Linked DNA regions of Homo sapiens: region 2 is linked to region 1. Evidence: read pairs that join two places in POLR2A ChIA-PET (ENCODE). Cell type or tissue: PC-9. All regions are shown on one strand.

Region 1 (5,000 bases):
GAAGTTTCTTGTCCTTCACTGGTATGACTGACGCCATCTTGGAGTCGTGGTGTCTTTTTCTTTCTTTTCTTTTCTTTTTTTTTTTTTTGAGACTGGGCAACAAGAGCAAAACTCCGTCTCAAAAAAAAAAAAAAAAAAAAGATTCCTCATGGGCTGCAAGGTGCTGGCCAGGGCTGCTGTCATCTCAAGGCTCAACTGGAGAAGGAACGAGCCACTTACTTCCACGCTTATTCACGGGGCTTTGATAGGTTCAGTTCTTCACCAGGTGCTAGACGGAGGGTCTCAGTTCCTTGTTGGCTATTGCCCAGAGGCCTCGCACAGTTTCTCCAACATGACAGTTTGATGAATCAAAGTAAGCAAGCCAAGAAGGAGAGAGACAGAGAGGCTGCAAGACAGCAGTCACAGGTTTTCATAACCCAATCTCAGGAGCAATATCCACTGCTTTTACCACATAGTCTTTTTTATTTATTTTTTATTTATTTATTTTTTTGAGACAGAGTCTTCCTTATCGCCCAGGCTGGAGTGCAGTGGCATGATCTCGGCTCACTGTGAACTCCGCCTCCCAGGTTCACGCCATTCTCCTGCCTCAGCCTCCCGAGTAGCTGGGACTACAGGCGCCCGCCACCGCGCCAGGCTAATTTTTTGTATTTTTAGGAGAGACAGGGTTTCACCGTGTTAGCCAGGATGGTCTCGATCTCCTGACCTCGTGATCCACCCGCCTCGGCCTCCCAAAGTGCTGGGATTACAGGAGTGAGCCACCGCGCCCAGCCTATTTTTATTTTTTTAAGAGAGGGTCTCATTCCGTTGCCCAGGCTAGAGTCCAGTGGTGCAGTCACGGCTCACTACAGCTTTAACCTCCCAGGCTCAAACGATCCTCCCACCTCAGCCTCCCGAGTAGCTGGGACTACAGACGTGCACCACCACATCTGGCTAATTTTTGTATGTTTTGTAGAGACTAGGTCTCACTATGTTGCCCAGCGTGATCGCAAGCTCCTGGGCTCAAGCAATCCCCCATCTCAGCCTCCCAAAATATCGAGATTTACAAGCGCAAGCCACCTGCCCCCCAGTTTTGCAGTATCCTGTAGGTTAGAAGTAAGTCACCAGATTTAGCCCACGCTCAGGGGAGGGGATTACACAAGGGCGTGACCACCACGAGGCAGGGATCACCTGAGGCTGCCTACCTCAGGGGCCAGTGCAAGAACTTTAGTTTCACTCTAAGTGTCCTGGGAAGCTATTATGGGGTTTTGAGTAAAAATATAGCATAATCCAACTTATGTCTTTACTTTTTTTTTTTGAGATGGAGTCTCGCTCTGTTGCCAGGCTGGAGTGCCGTGGCACGATCTCGGCTCACTGCAACTTCCACCTCCCGGGCTCAAGTGATTCTCCTGCCTCAGCCTCCTGAGTAGCTGGGATTACAGGCACGCGCCACCACGCCCAGCTAATTTTTGTATTTTTAGTAGAGATGGAGTTTCACCATGTTGGCCAGAATGGTCTCGATCTCCTGACTCCGTGATCCACCCACCTCGGCCTCCCAAAGCGCTGGGATTACAGGTGTGATCCACAGTACCCAGCCCAACTTATTTTTAAAGGTCATTCTGAGACCGAGGGCAGTGGCTCACGCCTGTAATCCCAACACTTTGGGAGGTGGAGGCGGGCAGAACACGAGGTCAGGAGATCGAGACCATCCTGGCTAACATGGTGAAACCCTGTCTCTACTAAACATACAAAAAAAAAAAAAAAATTAGCCGGGCATGGTGGCAGGTGCCTGTAATCCCACCTACTCTGGAGGCTGAGGCAGGAGAATCACTTGAACCCGGGAGGGGAAGGTTGCAGTGATCCAGGATCACGCCACTGCACTCCAGCCTGGGCGACAGAGTGAGACTCGGTCTTAAATAAATAAATAAATAAATAAATGTCATTCTGACTCGTGTTGAGCATAGACTGTGGGAGGTGGGGAAGGTGGGAGTTAGGAAACTAGTGAGGAGGGAGGAGGTCAAGCAGGATTCCAGGTGGGAGAGCCAGCTGGCAGCCGTGGACGGGGTGAGGAGTGGCTGGGTTCGGATCTGCCTTGCAGGATTTCCTAATGGATTGAGTGTTGGTGTGAGACAGAGTCAAAGGTAGCTGCAAGGGGTTTGGCTCTGTGCACCTGGAAAGGTGCAGTGTTGAGACATGCAGCAACAGCTCCCCACCCAACTCCATATTCCCCAGCAACCTCAGCAGAGTGAAAAATCCTGCTTCCCAATGACTCCAGCTGGAACATAGGGGAACACAGTAGGCACTCACCACTCATTGTTGAGTGGTAAATAAGTTTATTCAACAGATGTTTATTTCAACCTACTTGGCACCAGGCCCCATGTCTACACAGTGAAGACAGACACAGTCTTTGCATTTCTGAAGTTTGCAGTCAAGCTTCTTATCTGACGAAACTAAGGCAGGTAGAGAAATGAATGATTGGCTATGACGCCCCCCTTCCTGGGGAATGTGGAATCTTTCCCGAAAGTTTTTAGACCACAAGAATGGCCCTCTAAACTTCAGGTTTCAGCCTGGCTATTTCCAGGCAGGGCAGCCTTCTGGGTGCATCTCAGATTACACCTGGGAGGCCACCCCACCCACACATTCAGCCTGCCAGAGCCCTGACCACAAAAAAAGGTGTCCTGAGACAGCCGCCCGCCTTCCTTTTTTTTTTGAGACAAACTCCATCGCCCAAGCTGGAGTGCAGTGACGTGACCTCAGCTCACTGCTCAGCTCAGCACTGCTCAGCTCGGCTTGGCTTCCAGGGCTCAGGTGATTTTCCACCTCAGCCTTCTGAGTAGCTGGGACTACAGGCATGCATCATCACGCCCGGCTAAATTGTGTGTGTGTGTGTGTGTGTGTGTGTGTGTGTGTAGTTTTTGTAGAGACAGGGTCTCGCCATGTGGTCTCAAACTCCTGGGCTCAGGCAATCTGCCCACCTTGCCCACCCCAAGTGCTGGAATTACAGGCATAAGCCACCGCATCCAGCCTCCCCCTTCATTGTTGAGACATTCTCAGTAGCAGTCAGGGTCTCAGCAGCAAACAGAATGTATCCAAAAGGGGTGACCAAGGAGAATTCAACAGAAGAGCTTATTGTGGAGAGGTGGGCAGGGTTGAGGGAAGTCCACAAGGAACAAGGGACAGTGAGGCCCACTGCAGCCAGCAAGAGCCGAGGCCCCTCCCCTCCAGGGCTGGGGAGCAGGGGAAGGAGCAGGGAACCCGAGCCAGGAGACCTGGAGCTTCAGTGGGAGCTGCTGACAGGAGCTATGGCCTTCAGGAGAGGGAGGTAGCCACTGCCCACCAGCAGCCCAGCAGGGAGTGGGTGTCCCATCTACTCCCCTCTCACCCTCCGATTCCTGCTGGTGCCTCCTGCTGGCTGACTGGAACCCAGAGGGCAAGGGAGCCCGTCAGAAGCAGCGGAGAAGTCAGCCTGGTGGGCCCTGGGGCATGGGGAGTGGGGTGGAGTGTGTGTCTGCGGGGCACACAGGGAAGGGCCAGCACACGCTCTTTATCCCAGAGGCCCCACCTGCTTCCTTTGGTCAGGCTGGGAAACTGAGGCAAGAGCAGCTCAGCCTGAGGAATCTGAACTTCACACCAGGCAGAAGCCTGAGGGGTTCGAGCTGGGAAAAGGCACAACCACCATTATGCAGTTTGGGGCTGGTGGGGAGGGGTGTGGGTGTTTGTCTGGCTATCACCATGGCAACCACGCTAAGCTGCCATCTAGGTCAGGCCAGGGAATGGCTGGAAGTCACTTTTTCCATCACCTACCCATTCAGTCCCATCCCTCTTTCCTTCCTCCTTGGCCCCAAACAGAGTGACTTCCCCTGTTGCTCCATTCCCAAGCATGAGAACAATGGATGCTGCTGGCTCAGGGTAGGGTGATAAGCTCGGGCTGGCATACCATGTTGTGGGGGGAGGAAAATAGAGGGGAAGAAGTTACAGAGGGAGATGGCACAGGGGGTACCAGATAACCCAGAGCGAAGGAGGGAGGATTGCGGCAGATGGCCGCTGTCCAGGAGGGGTGACCTGCCACCTAGAACATTCAGCCTGTGGTCAGCAAGCAGCTTTCATTGGTGTGGTGACACCACAGCATACCAAACTCTGTCCTGCCCCTGCCCCTGCCAGTGGGACAAGGAGCAAGGCCCAGGATGGGAGGGGATTTTAGTATTCCCTCCTTGTAAATGCACCAAAAATGGTTACCAGGGAGCTGCAGATTCTAGACAGACAGGGCACCAGGTCTCCCTCCAGGAGGGACTCCTAGAAGAAGGATGTTCCTTTTTGCTTAGAAAGGCAAAGGTGGGAAGGGAGGGGGCCATAGCCTCACTCAGGGGACTTCATTGTGACACAGGCTTTTGATGCTGGTCAGTCCTGCTGGGCGGGGTTACCCCAGGAAGCAGGGCGAGGGCGGCCTGCCAAGCCACTCTCCTCTCCCACAGGCCTCCCCTCAGCCCTGCTCTGCAGCCCCTCTCAGGGCCACTTTGCTCTAATCCTCCTCTCCGCCCTCCTAATTCCAACCTGCCCCCCTGAGCTCATTTAGTTCAGATTCCTCCTCTGCATAAAGTCTTCGATCGCTGGCTACATAGGCTGCACTACCCCAGTGAAATTCCAACACATTCACTGCTTAGAGCACGCAGTTCTCACCCAGCATGATGCAGTTACCTTCCTATGTGGATTGCCTTACTGCCCTACAAACAGCCCAGAATTGCCTCAAACCCACCTCCATGCTGGGTGCATACAGCAGGCACTCAGTGCATACACTCGGATTCAATGAGGAGCAGAGGCAAGATTCTAGGACCTCCCATTGTCAGAGACTTTAATATCAGCTGCTGACATCTTGGGGGTTCCCTAAAAAGGGCAATTACCCCTCACTCTGCCAACGAGGCAAGAGAAAGCTCCATCAGGATCACATTGGTGTCACTCACAGTCACCAAAGCACGTCTTTGCAGACTATCTTATTTGAACCACATTGCAATCTTGTGAGGTACCCA
Region 2 (5,000 bases), 1.3 Mb after region 1:
GGGGGACAACACAACTTGAGATCTGTGGTTACTATGAAGTTTATCAATGTGGGAGAAGAAAACAACCAAGAAACTATTAAAACTATTGATCTTATCAGCTCCCTGAGGAACTTTTACTAAAATGCATTGTAAGGGTAACTTGTATAGGAGAAGTGTCTTTCATTTTAAATGCAGAGTGGGAGAACATGTTTGGGTTGATGCAGGACCCACAGCTCACTATTGAACAATCACAGATGGCTATATGTGATCTTGACATACAAAAGGTTATTCTCAAGGGAACAGCCAGCCTGGTGGACTAGACAAAACCACTATAAGGTCTGCTTACCCTGAGAAGGGAGACTGTTCAACTCCATCTATAAATGTCAAGTGGAACAGCCCAGATGAAGCAGCTTCATATGCAATCCATGTGGGACTGTCTTTATGAGAACCGGAACTGAGACATTCACATTCTACATGCCCATTACCCAGGTCATGTTTTTAAAAAGGGTGGGGGGGAGTGTCCTTTCTGCATGGGCATTAATGTAAATGTACCACTGCAAAATCAAGTTACAGTCAGAGAAACCTTATCAAATTTGCTATCTCAGCTTCTTCTCATGAGTCTGACAAATGCTAATAAAAATAATAGATTAACAAAAGATTGGTGAAGAGTAGAGTTTAAAGACTCATCGCAGGAAAGTGGAAATGTTTAAATGGTTATTAAGAAATAGGGGAATTTTAAAAACCTTGGTGAGATGAAACTGAGAGGAAAACGAAAAGCAAAAATGATGGGACTCATCTCAGCAGAGTGGGAATCTTTAGATAGCTATTAAGAAATAAAATGAGGGACTTTATCAAAGATGGCTGACTAGATGCAGCTGGGAAGTGCTGTCCTCACAGAGAGAAACCAAAATTTTGACTACACCAACATAATTTGAACAGATCTGTGATGAGAAAACACCAAATGTGGATGGGGAAAAGACACAGTTGCTGAGTCGGAAGAGGGGGAAAGCTGGGAATCCCATGTGGAGTGCCCAAATGCTGTGGCTGGTTTCTAAACAGGACCTGTCAAAGGGGTGAGTAAATAAAGGGGCTGGAGGACTGCTCACTCTTGCTGTGGACCTCTAGGATCCTACCTTCAGGTGACTTCACTCTACCATGGACATGGCAGCTGGCAGGAGAATCTCCCCAGAGATTACACAGAGAGAGATGAAGCAGGCATAGATCCTGGGAACTTTGACCATGCATCAGCTCCAAGGGAGCCCGGCCATAAGCACTCACCCCGCAGGGCTGCCTGTCTCCCTCCCTTTGAGAGGCCCTGGCCCCAGCTAACTGCTAGAGGAAAAGCAGGGACTGCTTCTCTGCGGAACTGGGGCACATCTATCCTGCAGGCCTACTTGCCCACTTGCCTGGCTGTCCTGTAGGAGTGTGTACACAGTACAGCCTCTGCTGCCCAGCCTGAGTGCTTTGCTCCACCTAAGTGCATTCTTTCAGCCTAGGAGCGCTTCAGCTCCCACAACGCGGCAGAACCCACCCCCCAGCATCTGGAGGAGGGAGCACCATCAAGTCCTGGTATCCCAGAACAGCAGCCTGCAGCTCAGTAATGCCAAGCTGGGATCTGTGGTCAGCACTTAAACAGGGGAGAAGCCCAGACTCTCAGAAAACTGTGAAGGCTGAGTTTAACATGTTTATGGGCTGGCATGGGACCTAGCTGTGTCTCCCTCCACAGGGCTGGTCTAGTAAAGGTGTGGCCTATTTCCTGATCAGACCTCTCCCCAAGGGAGCCCCATGGCCAGAATGACCTATCAACTGTAGCATATAATAAATTCCTCTTCAAATGTTTTAGCCTGTCAATTGTTAAGTACAATTAGTTCTGAGATCCTCTCCAAAGAACCAATGTATCAGTATGTTCAGCTCCCCTGTTCTTTGATCCGCATTTTAAAGTTTAAGTTCCTCATTCTCTTCATCTCCTTGCCCCTAGTTTCAGTAAACAACACCCTCCTATCCTCTATCACCTGCTGCATCCTGAGTCACCTCTGGTCACCTGCTCCATCCTAAGTCACCCCTGGTCACCTGCTCCATCCTGAGTCACCCCTGGTCACCTGCTCCATCCTGAGTCACCCCTGGTCACCTGCTCTGACCTGAGTCATCCTGAGTCACCTGTTCTGTAAGCATCCTTCTTGCCAAACTACTCACTCTGCCACTCTGGCTCATACCCCTGCTCTCTTTAAAATAGCCATTCAGAATTAGCTTAGACTGTGCAGTCCAACCCTAGCCAATAGGGAACAATGAAGCAGTAGGGGCTACCTGCATCAGGGATAAGAACCCCTTCCCCTCCCTTGTTCAATATGATCATCACCATGGGACCTAGTAAACAGATTCTCCAAGGTCAATGCAAAAAAAAAATATCTTAAAGACAGCTAGAGAGAAGGGCCAGGTTACTTAAGAGGAAACTTCATCAAGCAGCAGCAGACTTCTCAGGAGAAACCTTACACATCAGAAGAGATTGGGGACAGACTTTCAACATCATTGAAGTAAAGAAATTTGAACAAAAACGTTTATATCCTGCCTAGCCGAGATTCATAATTAAAGGAGAAATAAAATCCTTCTCAGACAAGTAAGTGCTGAGGGAATACATTTCAATAGGACCAGCCTTAGAGGAGGTTCTTAAGAAAGTGCTAAACATAGATTTGAAAGAATAACACCTACTACCATAATAGCACACTTAAGCACATAACCCACAGGCACTATAAAGCAATTACACAATGAAGTCTACATAACGACCAGCTAACAATATGATGACAGGATCAAAATCACACATTTCAATAGTAACTTTAAATATAAGTGAGGTAAATGACCCATTTAAAAGACCCAGAGTGGCAGACTGGATAAAAAGACATGACCCAACCATCTGTTGTCTTCAAGAGACCCATCTCACATGTAACAATACCCACAGTTTAAAAGTAAAAGGGTGGATTTAGATCTACCATGCAAACAGAAGACAAAAAAAAAGGGCAGGGGTTTCTATTTTTATATCAGATAAAACAGACCTTAAACCAACAAAAATCAAGAAGAACAATAAAGAGCAATACATAATGATAAAGGGTACAATCCAACAAGAAGCCCTAACTATACTAAATATATACGTGCCCAACTCTGGAGTATACATATTCATAAAACAACTTTTTGGCCTATGAAAACACATAAGACAACTACACAATAATGGTGGGAGACTTCAACACCCCCCTTACAGTGTTAGATCATCAAGGCAAAAAAATAACAAGGAAAATCTGGACTTAAAATCGATACTTGTTAAATTGGACCTAATAGACATCTACAGAATACTCCACCCAACAACACAGAATGTACATTCCCCTTATCTGCAAATGGAACAAATTCTAAGATCAACCACACTTGATTGGTCATAAAGCAAGCCTCAATACATTAAAAAAAATTGAATTCATACCAAGCAAAATATCAGAAAACAGTGCAATAAAAATAGAAATTAATACCAAGAAGATCTCTCAAAAATACACAAATGCATGGAAGTTAAACAACTTACACCTGAATAACTACTAGGTGAACATCAAAATTAAGGCAGAAATTTTTTAAATTCTTTGAAATTATTGAAAATAGGGACAAAACTTACCAAAATCTCTGGGATGCAGCCAAAACAGTGTTAAGAGGAAAGTTAATGGACCTACATGCCTTAATAAAGTAGCTAGAAAGGTTTCAAAGCAACAATCTAACTTCACACATAAAGTCCTAGGAAAAGAAAAACAAACCAACTCCAAACTAGAAGAAAAGAAATAACTAAAATTAAAGAAGAATTTAATGAAATTGAGATACAAAAATTTATACAAAAAGAATCAATGAAACCAAGAGCTGTTTCTTCAAAAAAATTAGATGAAATGAAATTGATAGACCCCCTAGCTGGATTAACAACAACAACAACAAGAAAGAAGATCCAGATAAGCACAATCAGAAACAAAAAATGTGATATTACCATTGATCCCACAAAAGATCGTCAAAGATTATTATGAACAACTCTGTGAAACAAAATACAAAATCTAGAGGAAATAAATTCCTGGAAGTGTACAATCTCCCAAGATTGAATCAAGAAGAGGCTAAAACCCTAAATAGACCAATATCAACTTCTAAAATTGAATTAGTAATAACCTATTAACAACAGTAAAAAAGTCTTGAGCAGATGGATTCACAAATTCTACTAGACATACAAACAAGAACTGATACTTAACCTACTGAAACTATTCCAAAAAATTGAGGAGGAGGTGCTTCTCACTAACTCATTCTATGAAGCCAGCATTAGCCTGAAACCAAAGTCTAGCAGAGACAAAACAAAGAAACTTCAGACCAATATCCCTCATGAATATAGATGCAAAACTCTTCAACAAAAGACTAGCAAATTGAATCCAGAAGCACACCAAAAAGTTAATACACCACAGTCAAGAAGGCTTTATACTTAGGATGCATAGCTCATTTAACATATGCAAATCAATAAACACGTTTGATTCTCACATAAACAGAATCAAAAGCAAAAACCATATCATCATATTAATAAATGCAGAAAAATTCTCAATAAAATCCAACATCCCTTTATAACAAAACTCTCAAAAGACTAGGCATAGAAGAAACATACCCCAAAATAATAAGAGCTATCTATGACAAGCCCACAGCCAACATTATACTAATTGGGCAAAAGGTGGAACCATTGCCCTTGAGAACTAGAACAAGACAAGGATGCCCATTCTTGCCAGTTGCATTAAACATAGTATTGGAAGTCTTAGCCAGAGCAATCAGACAAGAGAAAGAAATAAAAAGGCTTCCAAATAGGAAAAAAAAAGTCAAACTATCTCTATTCACTGGCAATATAATTCTATACTTGGGAAAATCATAAAGATTCTGCCAAAAGGCTCCTAGAATTGATAGAAAACTTCAGTAAAGTTTCAGGATTAAAAAAAATCAATGTAGAAAAATCAGGAGCATGTCTATACACCAACAAC

What was found. ChIA-PET counts read pairs that join two places held together with the same protein. Peaks named below come from ENCODE experiments on the same cell type or tissue, not always from the same donor. Only the 100,000 strongest peaks of a DNase experiment are listed, where the experiment ranks them.
Region 2: POLR2A ChIA-PET joins it to region 1 with 8 read pairs; 1 of 35 experiments calls an interaction of 5 or more read pairs at or near these places.

What each region holds. Positions count from the first base shown.
Region 1 is chr12:6,270,389-6,275,388 of GRCh38, forward strand. All of the region lies in intron 2 of LOC105369625 (a long non-coding RNA gene), which reads right to left. It also overlaps the pseudogene ATP5MFP5. Among named protein-coding and RNA genes, the nearest start is that of PLEKHG6, 38 kb to the right of the region's middle. In PC-9, a CTCF peak has its summit at 3,417 (motif pointing left); DNase peaks (open chromatin) are centred at 2,593, 3,183 and 4,083; H3K4me3 peaks cover 1,742 bases; H3K27ac peaks cover 4,398 bases.
Region 2 is chr12:7,582,235-7,587,234 of GRCh38, forward strand. No RefSeq gene overlaps it. Among named protein-coding and RNA genes, the nearest start is that of CD163, 81 kb to the left of the region's middle. RefSeq lists an enhancer at 1,738-2,937. In PC-9, no CTCF peak of the experiment used is centred here; a DNase peak (open chromatin) is centred at 2,067; H3K27ac peaks cover 2,117 bases.